2 separate regions of the Homo sapiens genome follow, and region 1 is linked to region 2. The links are chromatin contacts, found by Hi-C or POLR2A ChIA-PET in ENCODE. All regions are on one chromosome and are shown on one strand. The core of a region is the stretch at or near the end of the contact, and the rest is flanking DNA. Distances in the headings are between cores, read along the strand shown. Region 1 overlaps ANO6 (anoctamin 6). Region 2 overlaps ANO6 (anoctamin 6).

Region 1 (6,885 bases), core at 4,384-6,883, 89 kb before region 2:
GATGGTCTCAAACTCCTGACCTCGTGATCTGCCACCCTCAGCCTCCCAAAAGTTGTGGGATTACAGGCGTGAGCCACCGCACTCAGCCCAGATTGAACACCTTTAATTCAAAAATCTGAATCTGAAATGGTCCAAAATCTAAAACTTTTCAAGTGCTGACATAATATTCAAGGAAAATGCTCAGTGGAGCATTTTGGATTTGGGATGCTCCAATGGTAAGTATAATGCAAATTTTCCAAAATCTGAAAAAAATCTGAAATCTGAAACGCTTCTGGTCCCAAGCATTGTGGACAAGAAACACTTAACCTATACTAAGAGAGTCCTTCAGGCTTAAATAGACACATGACAGTAACTCAAATCCACCTACAGAAAAAAAAAGCAGAGATAGAACTAACTACATATATAAATATGAAAAGTAGTATATTTTTGTATGTCTCTATTTTCTTCTATCTTATTTAAAAGACACAAAGCAACAATTATGAAACTGTTGGTAAGCTTATAATGCATTAAGTTGTAATTTGCATGATGATAATACCACAAAGGAGTAGAGAAGGAACAGATCTGTACCAAAGTAAAGTTTTTGTGTACTATTTGAAATTAAAATTGCCATTAATTCAAACTATATTATTTTAAATTAAGTTGTTAATTATAATCCCCAGGGAAGCCACTAAAAAAAGATAAAGAAACAATAATGGAATTAAAATGGCATACTAGAAATATCTATTTAACACACAAAAAAAGTAGTAATGAAGGAATAGAAAAACAAGAGACAAAAAGACACATGGAAAACAAATAGCAAAATGGCAGGTTTAACTCCTACTTCATGAGTAATTACATTAAATATAAATGAACTAAATATTAAAATCAAAAGGCAACAAGTGGAAATAAATGAAATACAGGACAGAAAAGTAACAAAAAAATCAACTAAACAAAGTTGGTTCTTTGAAAAGATAACAAAATTGGCAAACTTAGCTAGGCTGATCAAGAAAAAAAGAAGACTCAAAGGGTTAAAATCAGAAATGAAAAGGGAAACATTACTGTTACTCTTACAAAAATAAAAAGGATTATAAGGGGATACTATGCATAATTATAAGCCAACTAATTAGACAACTTAGATAAAATGGAAGAATTCCTAGAAAAATATGTACTACTTAAGGTAACTCAAGCAAAAATAGAAAACTTGAATAGACCTATTTTTAACAAATAAAGAGACTGGACTAACAGAAAAAAAATAATTCCTGCAAAGAAAAGCCCAGTCTCAGATGGTTTCACTGATGAATTCCACCTACCATTTAAAGAAGAATTAACACCAATGTTTCATAAACTCTTTTAAAAACAAAGAAGAGGGAACACTTCTCAACTCATTCTATGCGACTGGTATTATGCTGATACCAAAACCAAAGACAACATAAGAAAACTAGAGACCTAATATCTCTTGCAAATATAGATGGAAAAATCTTCAATAAAATACTAGAAAACCAAATCCTGCCATATAAAATAAGTACTACATACTATGACCAAGTGGGATCTATCCAGGAATGCAAGGATGATTCAAAGTACAAAAGTTATCAATTCTTGTAATATACCATATTAATAGAATAACGAACAAAAACTACACACAAGATAATGTCAATAGACACAGAAAGAGCATCTGGCAAAATCCAACATCATTCCATGATTAAAAACACTCATAAACTAGGAATAGAACTTTCCCAACCTGATAAAGAGTATCAATGAAAAAACCCACACCTAGTATCACACTTAATGGTGAAAGACTGAATGCTTTCCTCCTAAGATCATTATATTGGAGGTTCTAGTCAGGACAACTAGGTAAGAAAAAATAAAGTCCTCCAAATTGGAAAGGAAGAAGTAAAACTACTTCTGTTCACAGACAGTATGACATCGTATATAAAAATCCTAAGGAATCCACCCAAAATACTATTAGAGCAAATAAGCCAGTTTAGCAAGGTTGCAGCACACACACAAAAATCAATATACAAAAAAGCAATTACATTTCTATACACTACAATAGGTAATCCAAAAGTTAAATTAACGAAACAATTTATAATAGCATCAAAAGAACAATGTACTTAGAATAAATTTAAGAGAAAAAACAAGTATGAGACTTACACACTGAAACTATAAAATATTGTTGATAGAAATGAAAGACCTAAATAAATGAAAAGACATCCTGTGTTCAGGGATTAAAAGACTTAATATTGTTAAGATGGCAATACTCTCCAAACTGACCTATGGAATCAACATTATTCTTATCAAAATCCTAGAAATAGATAAGCTGATCCTAAAATTCATACGGAAATGCAAAAGACCCAGAACAGCCAAAACAATCTTGAAAAAGAAAAACGAAAATTTGAAGTTTACAAAGTTACAGTGATAAATAAAGTGTGGTACTTGCATAAAATGCAGACATGTAGATCAATGGAAAACAACTGAGTCTATAAACAAACTCTTAAATTTTTGGCCAACTGCTTTTCAACAAGGGTGCCAAGATAATTAAACAGAGAACAGTCTTTTCAAAAACGGTGCTGGTATACCCGGATATGGAAAATGATAAAGCAGGACCCTATCTCATACCATTTACAAAAATTAACTCAAAATAAATCATAAACCTACATCCATAAAACTCTTAGAAGATAAATGTTAAAAAAAACTTTATGACTTTGGATTACGAATGGTTTCTAAGACATGACACCAAAAGCACAAATAACAGAATAAAAGGTAAACTGGAGATCATCAAAATTAAAAATAATTTTGTTTCAAAGGATGCTATTAGGAAAGTGAAAACACAATCCATAGAATGGGAGAAAATATTTTCAATGTATCTGCTATGGTTTGAATGTGTCTCTTCCAATTTAGGTATTGCCAGTGTGGTAATATTAAGAGGTGGAGACTTTAACAAGTGATTAGGCCATGAGGGCTCATCCTTCATGAATGGGATTAGGTGCCCTTATAAAAGGAGTTGATGAGGGGAGTTCTCCCCACTTGCCCTTATGCCTTCTGCTATGTGAAGATGCAGCATTCCTCTCCTTCAGAGGATGCAGCCCTCACCAGACACCAAATGTCGGCAACTTGATCTTGGAATTTCCAGCCTCTGTAACTATGAAAAGTAGATTTCTATTCTTTACAAATTACCTGGTCTGTGGTACTGTGTTACAGCAGCACAAACAGACTAAGACAATATCCAATAAGAGACTTCTATCCCAAATATATAAAAAATGCTTACAACTCAACAATAAAAAGACAACACAACTAAAATAGGCAAGGGATTTGAACAAATTTTTTTCCAAAGAAGCTATACAAATGACAAACACATGAGAAGATGCTCACCATCAGTAGACATTAGAGAAAACAAAGTCAAAACTGCAATGACATACCACTTCATACCAACTAGAATGGCAATTTTTTTTAAGTGCTGATGAGGATGTGAAGATATTATTGTCCTCATACATTGCAGGTGGAATATGCAGTCACTTTGGAAAATACTATGACAGTTCCTCAAAATGTTAAACCTACAGTTACTGTATATCCCAACAATTCCATTCTTTGTTATATTCTCAAGAGATGTGAAACCATGTGTCTGCACAAAAACTTGTCCATGAATGTTCATAGCAGAATTATTCATAATAACCAAAGAGTAGAAACAACCCAAATGTCCATCAATTAATGAATAAACAATGCGGTTTATACACACATGGAGTATTATTTGGCCACAAAAATGAATGAAGTACTGATACATGCTACAACATGGATGAACCTTGAAAACAGTAGGTGAAATGAAAGAAGACAGTCACAAAAGGCTTTATAATGTATAGTTCCACTTTTATGAAATGTCCAGAACAGGCAAATCCATAGAAACAGGAAGTAGACTGTTGGTTGCCAGGGGCCAAGGGAAAGAGGGATTAGGGAGTGAGTGCTAATGGGCACTGGTTTCTTTTGAGGGCAATAAAAATGTTCTAGAATTAGATGGTGGTGATCACAACTTGGTGAATGCACTTAAAACACCTGAATTGTTTACACATTTTTAATATTTTCAATTTTATTACATACTGAGTAGATTCACAAGAATAGAAAACATTTAAAATATTTAAATACTTTTATGAAATGTCCAGAATAGGTAAATCCCTAGAAACAGAAAGCAAATAGATTAGTGGTTGCCAGGGGCTAAGGGAAAGGGGTACACCTAAATTGTGCACTTTAAAAAAGGTCATTTTATGGTATATAAATAATGTCTCTATATAACTGTTATTTTTAAAAGGGGGCATAAGGACCGGGCACAGTGGCTCACGCCTGTAATCCCAGCACTTTGGGAGGCCGAGGCGGGCGGATCACCTGAGGTCAGGAGTTCGAGACCAGCCTGGCCAAGATGGTGAAACCCCATCTCTACTAAAAATACAAAAATTAGCCGGGTGTGGTGGCGCAGCCTGTAATCCCAGCTACTCAGGAGGCTGAGGCAGGAGACTCGCTTGGACCTGGGAAGCAGAAGTTGCAGTGAACTGAGATGGCGCCACTGCACGCCAGCCTGGGCGACACAGCAAGACTGCCCCCACCACCAAAAAAAAAAAAAAGGAGGGACATAAGCTTTAAACAGGTATTTGATAGAAACTATAAAAGTAACTGAAAATATTTATAATTTAGATATTTTAAAGATATCTCATAATTAAATAATTAAAGCCAAATAGTTTTGAGCACAGGCAGTATATCCCCAAGAACTTCCCTCTATTTTCTGCAAATTAATCTGTGTGAAATGCTAGGAAATATGTGGTGTAACTATCATGGTGATTTTGTAAAATAAGTTATAACAAGAACAACCCATGAGGACCTTATAAAAATGCAACTTCTGCACTTTGAAATGTATTTTTGATTTTTTTTTTTTAAACTAGAACAATGTACAAACCAACAGAGAAGCTGAAGACAAATTTAGAGAAAAGGTAACAACATTCAGCCTTTGGCCCAAAACTCTTTTTCAGTGAGGAGGGAAGAGTACTTCAAAAGCCATCTGCAGCTTTCAAGCTAAGAAGCCATAATGGGTACAACATGCTCAGAATCCTCTGTTAAATCGAAGCGTAATTATGTCTATCCATCAGGGCTGCCATGTAAGCAACCTAACTCAGGAGCAGGCTGACATGCTTCAGGCTTGAAAAATTTGGTTATCAGCTCATTGCTGGTGCCCAGAAATTTTTATCTGGCTGGCACACCTGGATAGCAGCCAGATATCAAGAGAAAATCCTGGTTCCGTGCTGCATCCCTGCTGGAAGTTGAGACCACCAAAAGCAGAGGTCTAATAATACCATTCAGAATAGTGATGGTGAAATTTAGAGTGCTCTGGCACCCACATATGTCCCTTTAGAGAGTGCAGCTGGTGTTTGAATTTCAACCTCAGTACAAACTAATTTTTCACTACATTTTTTTAAACATTGTATGAACTATTTTTTAATGTAAAAACCAAAACAACTATTGAGTTTTTAAACAAGCACTTTTTAGTAGTAAGAAATCATTTCTAAAAGTAAAACAAAATAAAACAAAAAACAAAACCCCTCACTAATTTTCCCAGTGGAACCCTGAAGAAATCAGAGCTGCTTTTGGCTCACATCTGCAGGGCTGAGTGTACATTCCTCTAGGGGCCAAAAGTTCAAGGGCAATCCTCCCGCCTCCAGTCCTCCTTTCTTTTTCAAACAAAATATTGTCTTAAAATATTGGAGTGTTTCCTAGGGGTAATATTCATGTCAGACACTGGGTTGGATTATCTAAGAAAAAAATTTTTCCATTTCACTCAGTTATTGTGCTCAGAACAAAAGGGATATATCATCCCAAGCAATGAATGTTCTGCAGTCAGTCTTGTCTTACCAAAACAGTTTAAGACCATGAAAATAATTTTATGTCTAATAAACTTTTCAGCATGGCAACAAGGAATAAACAGAGGTTACCTCCATGTACAGTTATCTTGATTAAGATATCCATAGAGAAAGCAAGCCACTCCTACAACTGCGGCCAGGAGAAGCATCTGAGTGTAATAGCCCAGCCAAGCAAAGTAGATTCCAATCTTCTCTCCATAGTATTTCCTGAAGAAAGACAGAAATTATTTTTAGAAGATGCAAATAATTACTCCGTAGCTTCATCCTAATATTAATTTCTGATTTTAAATAAAGGAGAGGCTTTAAGCTTAAATCTGACTCAATTCACCCTTAAAACATTCATTTTCACAGCAGACCCTGAATTCTACGATGAAACAAAAAGTATATTACACATTATGGAAGAACTGATCACTATTGCTGGTTTGCCTGGTGAAAGTACATTAAAATACAGCAAGGGAGAGAAAAATGCTGATTATGGAATAAATACAGAGTATTACTATCATTCTTTGTAAAGACCAGCACTATTTTACACATTCTCCAAAAGACTGTTCTTTATATGCATGAGACAAATGAACATGAACAATCTGCTCAGTTATTTGCTTTTACTTAACTAGGGAAGTTCCTTGGAGAAAATGTAACGTAAGTCACAAATACAGTTGAGCCTTAAACAACACAGGGTTGAACTGTACGGATCCACTTAAATGTGGATTTTTTTTCAATAAAAGATAAACCTAGTGTGCCTGCCTCTCCTGCCTCCCCTTCCACTTCCTCCACCTCTTTCCCCCATCACCCCTGAGACAGCAAGAATAACCCTACTCTTTTTCCTCCTCCTCAGCCTACTCAATGTGAAGACAAGGATGAAGACCTTTATGATGATCCATTTCCATTTGGTGAATGGTAAATATACTTTCTTATGATTTCTTAATAACATTCTTTTCTTTAGCTTAACTTTATTGTAAGAATATAGTATGTAATACATATAACATTCAAAATATTTGTTAATTGATTGTTC
Region 2 (6,700 bases), core at 3,880-6,379:
CAAGATAAAGTAGCATCATGAAGCCAAGTAAAAAAAGAATTTCAGGAAGCAGGGAGTGGTCAGTTGTGCCCCGTGCTGCTGAGATAAGCATGAGCTCCAAGAGAAAGTTCTGGGAGGCTCTGTGACTCATGATGAATGAACAATCCTCTGTGATAACATTCCTTACCCATAAGTGTATTCAGACCACTTAGTAACCCTCAGTTCATTTAGAACACTATGCCTCTGTTTCCAAGGAAGCCTCACCCCATGGCAAGCCTCCTTCAGGATTCTCCCAGGAAGCAACAGAAGAGATCCCTGTGCCTGTGAAATAGAAATGGCTCTAATGGGGAGGCGTAAATAGGAAGCAGACCAAGGCTCACAGCAAAGAACCCAATTTGTTGGAGCAGAACAGAACCATTCTACAAATTCCTACATTTTTCTAACTCACAGCATGTGAGAAGAAAATCAATAGCAATCAAGTTTTATCATTCCCATTTTACCAATGAGGAAACTAAGGCACAAAGAGGTTAAGTGACTTGCCCAAAATCACACAGCTAGTAGGTAGGAAAGCCAAGATTCTCAAACCTAGGAATCAAACGAAAAGAGCAAATTATCAACTATTTTGCTTGGCTGCCTTCCCCAAATCAAATGTGTAGTTTCTGGGAGTCAGATCACAAAATTCTATCTGACTATATGACTTTTGATCAAAATTGGCCATCCTTTCTTCCATTTTAAAATATTTAATTGACAAAGATTGAATATATTCAAGGTGTACAATGTGATTTGATATACACTGTGTAACAATTACCACAATCAAATTAACACACTCCATCACCATTCATACTGTACATTAGATCCCCAGAACTTAGTCCTCTTTAACTTAAACTCTGTACCCTTTGACCAACATGTCTCATTTCCCCCAGCCCCCCGGCAATCACTGTTCTATTCTCTGGTTTTATGACTGTTTTAGATTTCACATGTAAGTGAGGTCAAACAGTATTTGTCTTTCTGTGTCTGGCTTATTTCACTTAGCATAACATCTCCCAGGTTCATCCATGTTGTCACAAATGGCAGGATTTCCTTCTTTTTTAAGGCTGAATAACATTCCACTGTATATATGGACCAAAATTTCTTTATCCATTCATCCATCAATGGATACTTAGGTTGTTTCCATATCTTGACTATTGTGAATTATGCTGCAATGAACACAAAAGTGTGAATGTCTCTTCAAGATACTAAGATCATTCCCTTTGGGTATATACTCAGAAGTGGGACTGCAGGATCATGTGGTAGTTCTATTTTTGATTTTTGTTTTTAGAATCTTCATACTGTTTTCCATAATGGTTATGCAATTTATATTCCCAATGGTTTACAAGGATTCCCTTTTTTCCATACCACTGCCAACACTTTTTCTCATCAACTTATTTGTGTTTATTAAGAACTCTAAGGGAAGCTAAAGCCAGCCCTCTTCCACCAGCATGGTAAACGCTCATAGTTAATAATGTCTCTTCTGGAGAATTCTCTCTTCTTATGACATGAGAGGCCATATTCAGTGTAAAAACACAAGGACATCAGACTTACTTGGATTTAAATTTTGGCTCCTCTCTCTAGTGAACAGGTAAATGTAAAAATCTGGTCAGAATAAATCCTAATTTGCAGGGTAGTTATAAAAGTTTGATGACAGGACATAGATGAAAACACTGAAAATGCAGTCTTACATATTTAAAAAACCCTTTTTTCTCTCCTGACCCTTCTCTTCACTTCCAGAATGCACTGCTGAGCCTCTGAAGTTTGTGTGATAGAAGTTGGTTACTCATTAGTAGTTTTTGTTAAATTTTTCACCTACATAGCAGCAAAAAAAAAAGAAAAGAAAAAAAAACCCAAAAAGGTGGTTCTTCAAATCTTCATGTTTTATCTTCACAAAAAATTTGCATCTTTAAACAATAAAAGTTATTTAATATAAAAACGTTTTATATTTACCTCCAACTAAATTGATTTGCTTTATCTTGAAAGTTTCAAGAATATTTGTTTTAGGAAGATTTTCCATGATATATGGTGACTTTACTTCCACACTGCCACATTACCATTTGCTCTCCAATATGAAGGCTCTTAAAAATAATGCATGAAAGTATGAAGACTTAGGATTTCAAAGAGGTTCTTCACATTTCAATTATTATTCTGTCCTGTTTGCACCATCTTAACATCTTGGGGTCTACTCTACAACGAGGCCCAGTTTGCAGTTTTAGTTCCAAAAAATTTTAACTATGTATTTTTCACCCAAGAAAATTATTACTTTTCAGCATCTCAGCAGTGAGCTTCCTGGCCACTTGTAGGCTAAGCAGATACTAGCTGTGATCTTGCTTTTACAGAAAAGTCTCTGGTACAGCTACAAGGGTAAATGTAAATAGTGCAAATCTGAAAATACTTTTCCAGTAAAAATAGAACATTGGCCAAGGATGATCCTAAGTACACTGCAATGACAGAAGATAGAGTTTTTAAAAATCATTTGAAAAGACAAAACATATTAATCCAAAGAAGCCAAAGGATTTAATTCAGCTATACTAACAGAATGTGGCTGCTTTAAAATATTATAGATTGGTGCAAAAGTAATTGTACTTTTTGCTATTAAAAGTAATGACAATTACTTTTACTTTTGCATCAAATAATCAGTCCTTAAAATGTATTTTTATAAATAGCATCATTTACTTTTGCACCAAATAATAATTCAGTCCTTAAAATGTATATTTATAAAATAGCATCATTTACTTCAGACAACTTTTTGTTGTTAGGTAATGCCACAATACTCCCTTTTGTTATGCCATATACATTTGTATGTTATTCGAAGGTCCCTGGATGTTGTACATAGCTTGAGTAACATGTAAGGTCACTGAAATCTTGTTTTCATTATTTTGTCATCAAAATATCCTTGCCAAACATTTTTTGCTAAAACTCTCTCTCCTGGAAGGCAGGGTGGGAAGTCCTTCTTGCTTTTAAGATCCTGGCCCATAGTACAGTGAGCCATAGACAGGTAAGAAATAACTTTTGCAGCCGGGCATGGTGGCCCACACCTGTAATCCCCACACTTTGGGAGGCCGAGGTGGGTGGATCACTTGAGGTCAGGAGTTCAAGACCAGCCAGGTCAACATAGCAAAACCCTGTCTCTACTAAAAATACAAAAATTAGCTGGGTGTGGTGGCATGCACCTGTAATTCCAGCTACTTGGGAAGCAGAGGTTGCAGTGAGCTGAGATTGCACCACTGCACTCCAGCATGGGTGACGGAGTGAGACTGTCTCAAAAAAAAAATAACTTTTGCTTTCTGAAGTTCTTTTCTGAAGCATGCATATAGGAATGGATTATTTTCAGCAATCCATGTGGACTGAGGAATAAAAAGTTACAGAACTTCAATTCAACAAATATTATCTGAAACCCCACTACTGTTACAGAAATAACAGGAAAGACAGGCCTGTTCTCCCGGAACTGACAGTCGGAGGGGAAAAAGAAGGAAGGATGCTGTTCAAATACAAAGGAAGGGGATCTTACCCAGGCTGGATGGGAGGTGAGTATGAGGAGTCAGAAAAGGCCTCCTGGAGGCAGGAACATCACCTGAAGGATGAGGAGGCATCAATAAATACAACAGGCCAATATAAGGGATGGTGTTAGGCTGCAGACAGAGCAGGAGGCGGCATCAGACCTGCCTCTGTAACAACAAGGACCTGACCTCGTACAAGCCATTTGACCATTTTTGCTCTCATTTTCCTTATCTATAACATGGGATGGCTAAGATGTCAGTTAACCTTAACTCTTGCTGTGCATCAAAATCACCTGAGCACCTTCTAAAAAGAATGGCTCCTTCCTCTGAAAGGTCGTTTCAGGTGGTGGGACCTCAGTGCTTCTTTCATGAGCTCTCCAGATGATGCTAATCTGCAGCCAGGGCTGAGAACCACTGGATGAGATGAGCTCTCAGGACCCTGACATCTCAGGTCTGTGGTTCACTACCCCTGGTGCACAATAACATCTTCTGGGAGCTTTTAGAAATCCCAGTGGAGGCTGCATTCCAATAATTAAACCAGATCTCTGGAGGTGGCCTCAGGCATCAGTAATTTCAAAGTTCCCAGAATGATGCCAAGCTACAACCAAGGTTGACAACTACTGTTCTGGGCCCTCTTAATACTTCAGTTCCCTATTATGGTCAATGAAGGATGGGAAAATTAAAAAGAAAACTACATTGAATTAACAAGAAAACTAAATGCCAAAGGCCACCGAAGGATCTTAAACGGGACTGTACCACACATGGCTGTGTGCATCAACCAGTGGGAAATGCCCAATCCAAAATGCTCTCAGGTCTAAATTTAAGATTCAATGGAATACTTCTATAAAATGGCTCCACGGTGTGTTCTCTGCAATACTTAGTTAGAAATTGATTTGCATGGTTGACTGTAATATGAACATTACATTCCCTACCCCCGAGGTTACTTAAATCCACTTATTAGGCAATGGTGAACTAAACAAACAGTAATTAGAAACACTCCAGACTACCTTTTAAATCTGTTGCTAAATTATGTTTTTCCTGCACCAAAGCCCATACACACAGCATGTCCACAAGCATCACAAAACCAAAGCCTCAGAAATATTTACACTAATAAGGGCATAAGCTACCTCTGGGCCTTCACACTGGATTCTGCAGGGAAGTAAGGGCTGCCTTAGAAGAAGACTATTCATTACTGTTATTTCTCACATCTGGGTAAATAAAGCACTGCCCCCATGTGGTTAGAAATCCCAGGTGAAAATGAACTCTCCAGGGGTCTGGAAATGAAGAATACCTCTGATAGACTGTCTCATTTCCTGAAATGAGTCAGAAATGAAAGTAATTCCTCAGAAAAGAACATCTGCACTATGGCACAGCTTATAAAATAATGCCAGATGATACCTGTGGCTAAGAAGCTGGCCCCAGAGAAGAAGGGAGGGCCTGGGAACAGCACCAGAGCCTCTGCATTGCACTTAATCTCAAGGCTGCCGCTGTTAGCTTGGAGGGTCTGCAAATCCAATGAGCGGCCAGGCGTCCTGGTCTCCACCATAAATCTTGATTAGCAGTAAGACTGCTCACATTCCATTAGAGAGCTGGCCCCTTGCCAATGGGTGGAAGCAGCCAGAAAGGATGCATGTGCTGCCCTGAGCACGGAAATAGCAATTCTTACAAGAAAAATTGTTTTCCTTAGCTAAAAATAGTCTATGCCCGTTAATGATCCAGACAGACCTTTCTTCCTGGGGAGGACTATGACCTAATGTTGCCAAGGAAAGCCCTTTCCCTTCCTATTATTGCAGGAAGAAGAGGTATTGGCATGTGGTCAGGTACTGGAGGACAGGAAAGAATGAAATGCCTTTCACAACAACTCTTGTAAAGACCAATAAACAGGAAGGTGAAAAACAAAGATGGTTTTCACCAAGATCAGAGCCCAGTTATTCTTCTTAGGTAGCTCTTCATTATTTTTTTCATCCTGGTTAAGTATGTATGTATGTATTTTATTTATTTATTTATTTAATTTTTGAGACAGGGTCTCACTCTGTCACCCAGACTGGAATGCAGCGGTGCAATTTCAGCTCACTGCAACCTCCACCTACCAGGTCCAAGCAATTCTCCTGCCTCAGGCTCTCGAGTAGCTGGGATTACAGGCATGTACCACCACACCTGGCTAATTTTTGTATTTTTGTAGAGATGGGGTTTCACCATGTTGGCCAGGCTGGTCTTGGAATCCTAACCTCAAGTGATCTGCCTGCCTTGGCTTCCCAAAGTGCTGGGATTACAGGCATGAGCCACTGTGCCCAGACCTGGGTTTGTAAAAGGAATCCAGCACTACTGTTTGTAATGGAGTAGTGGGGGAACTGGAAACAATCTACACGCCTGTTAATAGGTGATTAGGTAAATTATAGTACATACACAATGGAATACTATGTAGTTATTTAAAAGCCTAATCTGTGTGCAGATATAGAGATATCTGTACTCTCTCTGACACACTAATACATTAAAAAATGCACCTGGCCTTTTTAAACATTTGTGTAAATGATTTTAAAGAAGTTTCCTAAAATAGGAGAGGGTTGGGAGAGAGAGTTATTTTTCTTTTATACCCTTCAATACAGTTTTGACTTATCTTTTCATATACCTGTACCCTTCCCCTTTTAATAATAGGCACTAAATAAGTGGAGGGCTATTTCCGGTTTCTTCTTTATGCTAGCCTCTTCATACATAATTTACAACAAGTAAGTGCTATTTTTTTTGAGATGGGAGTCTTGCTCTGTTGCCCAGACTGGAGCACACTGGCATGTTCTCAGCTCACTGTAACCTCCACCTCCCTGGTTCAAGCGATTCTCCTGCCTCAGCCTCCCGAGTAGCTGGGATTACAGGTGCCCGCCACCATGCCTGGCTAATTTTTATATTTTTAGTAGAGACGGGGTTTCACCACACTGGCCAGGCTGGTCTCAAACTCCTGACCCTCAAGTGATCCACCCGCCTCGGCCTCCCAAAGTGCTGGGATTATAGGCGTGAGCCACCATGCCTGGCTAGTAAGTGCTATTTTAAATAGATGTTATGGAATCATAACTCCCCAAAAATCAGATGTGGAAGCCCTAACCCAAAGTACCTCAAAATGTGACTGGATTTGGAAAAGACAGGGTCTTTAAAGAGGTGATTAAGTTGAAAATGAGAGTGTGAGAGTGTGCCCTAAT

The links. Hi-C counts contacts between places; a loop is a spot of excess contacts on that map. ChIA-PET counts read pairs that join two places held with the same protein, here RNA polymerase II (POLR2A). Pooled maps may share reads with other maps.
Region 1: a map of ovary shows a loop between it and region 2 (2.0-fold over the local background). The contact joins two enhancer-like sites. A Hi-C loop is called at or near these places in 4 of 168 maps with a recorded cell type or tissue (Caco-2, ascending aorta, heart right ventricle and 1 more) and 6 of 50 pooled maps. POLR2A ChIA-PET finds 5 or more read pairs at or near these places in 2 of 52 experiments (IMR-90 and activated CD8-positive, alpha-beta memory T cell).

Annotation. Positions count from the first base shown.
Region 1 is chr12:45,356,485-45,363,369 of GRCh38, reverse strand. It overlaps ANO6 (anoctamin 6), which reads right to left. Exons shown (of 20, transcript NM_001025356.3): 8 at 5,946-6,080. Among named protein-coding and RNA genes, the nearest start is that of ANO6, 140 kb to the right of the region's middle. Within about 2 kb of position 5,633, at least 6 of the 41 ENCODE cell types and tissues checked have a DNase peak (open chromatin) inside an H3K27ac peak, as active enhancers do; they include ascending aorta and heart right ventricle, where a contact is called at or near this core.
Region 2 is chr12:45,267,345-45,274,044 of GRCh38, reverse strand. All of the region lies in intron 1 of ANO6 (anoctamin 6), which reads right to left. Among named protein-coding and RNA genes, the nearest start is that of ANO6, 55 kb to the right of the region's middle. Within about 2 kb of position 5,129, at least 26 of the 41 ENCODE cell types and tissues checked have a DNase peak (open chromatin) inside an H3K27ac peak, as active enhancers do; they include ascending aorta and heart right ventricle, where a contact is called at or near this core.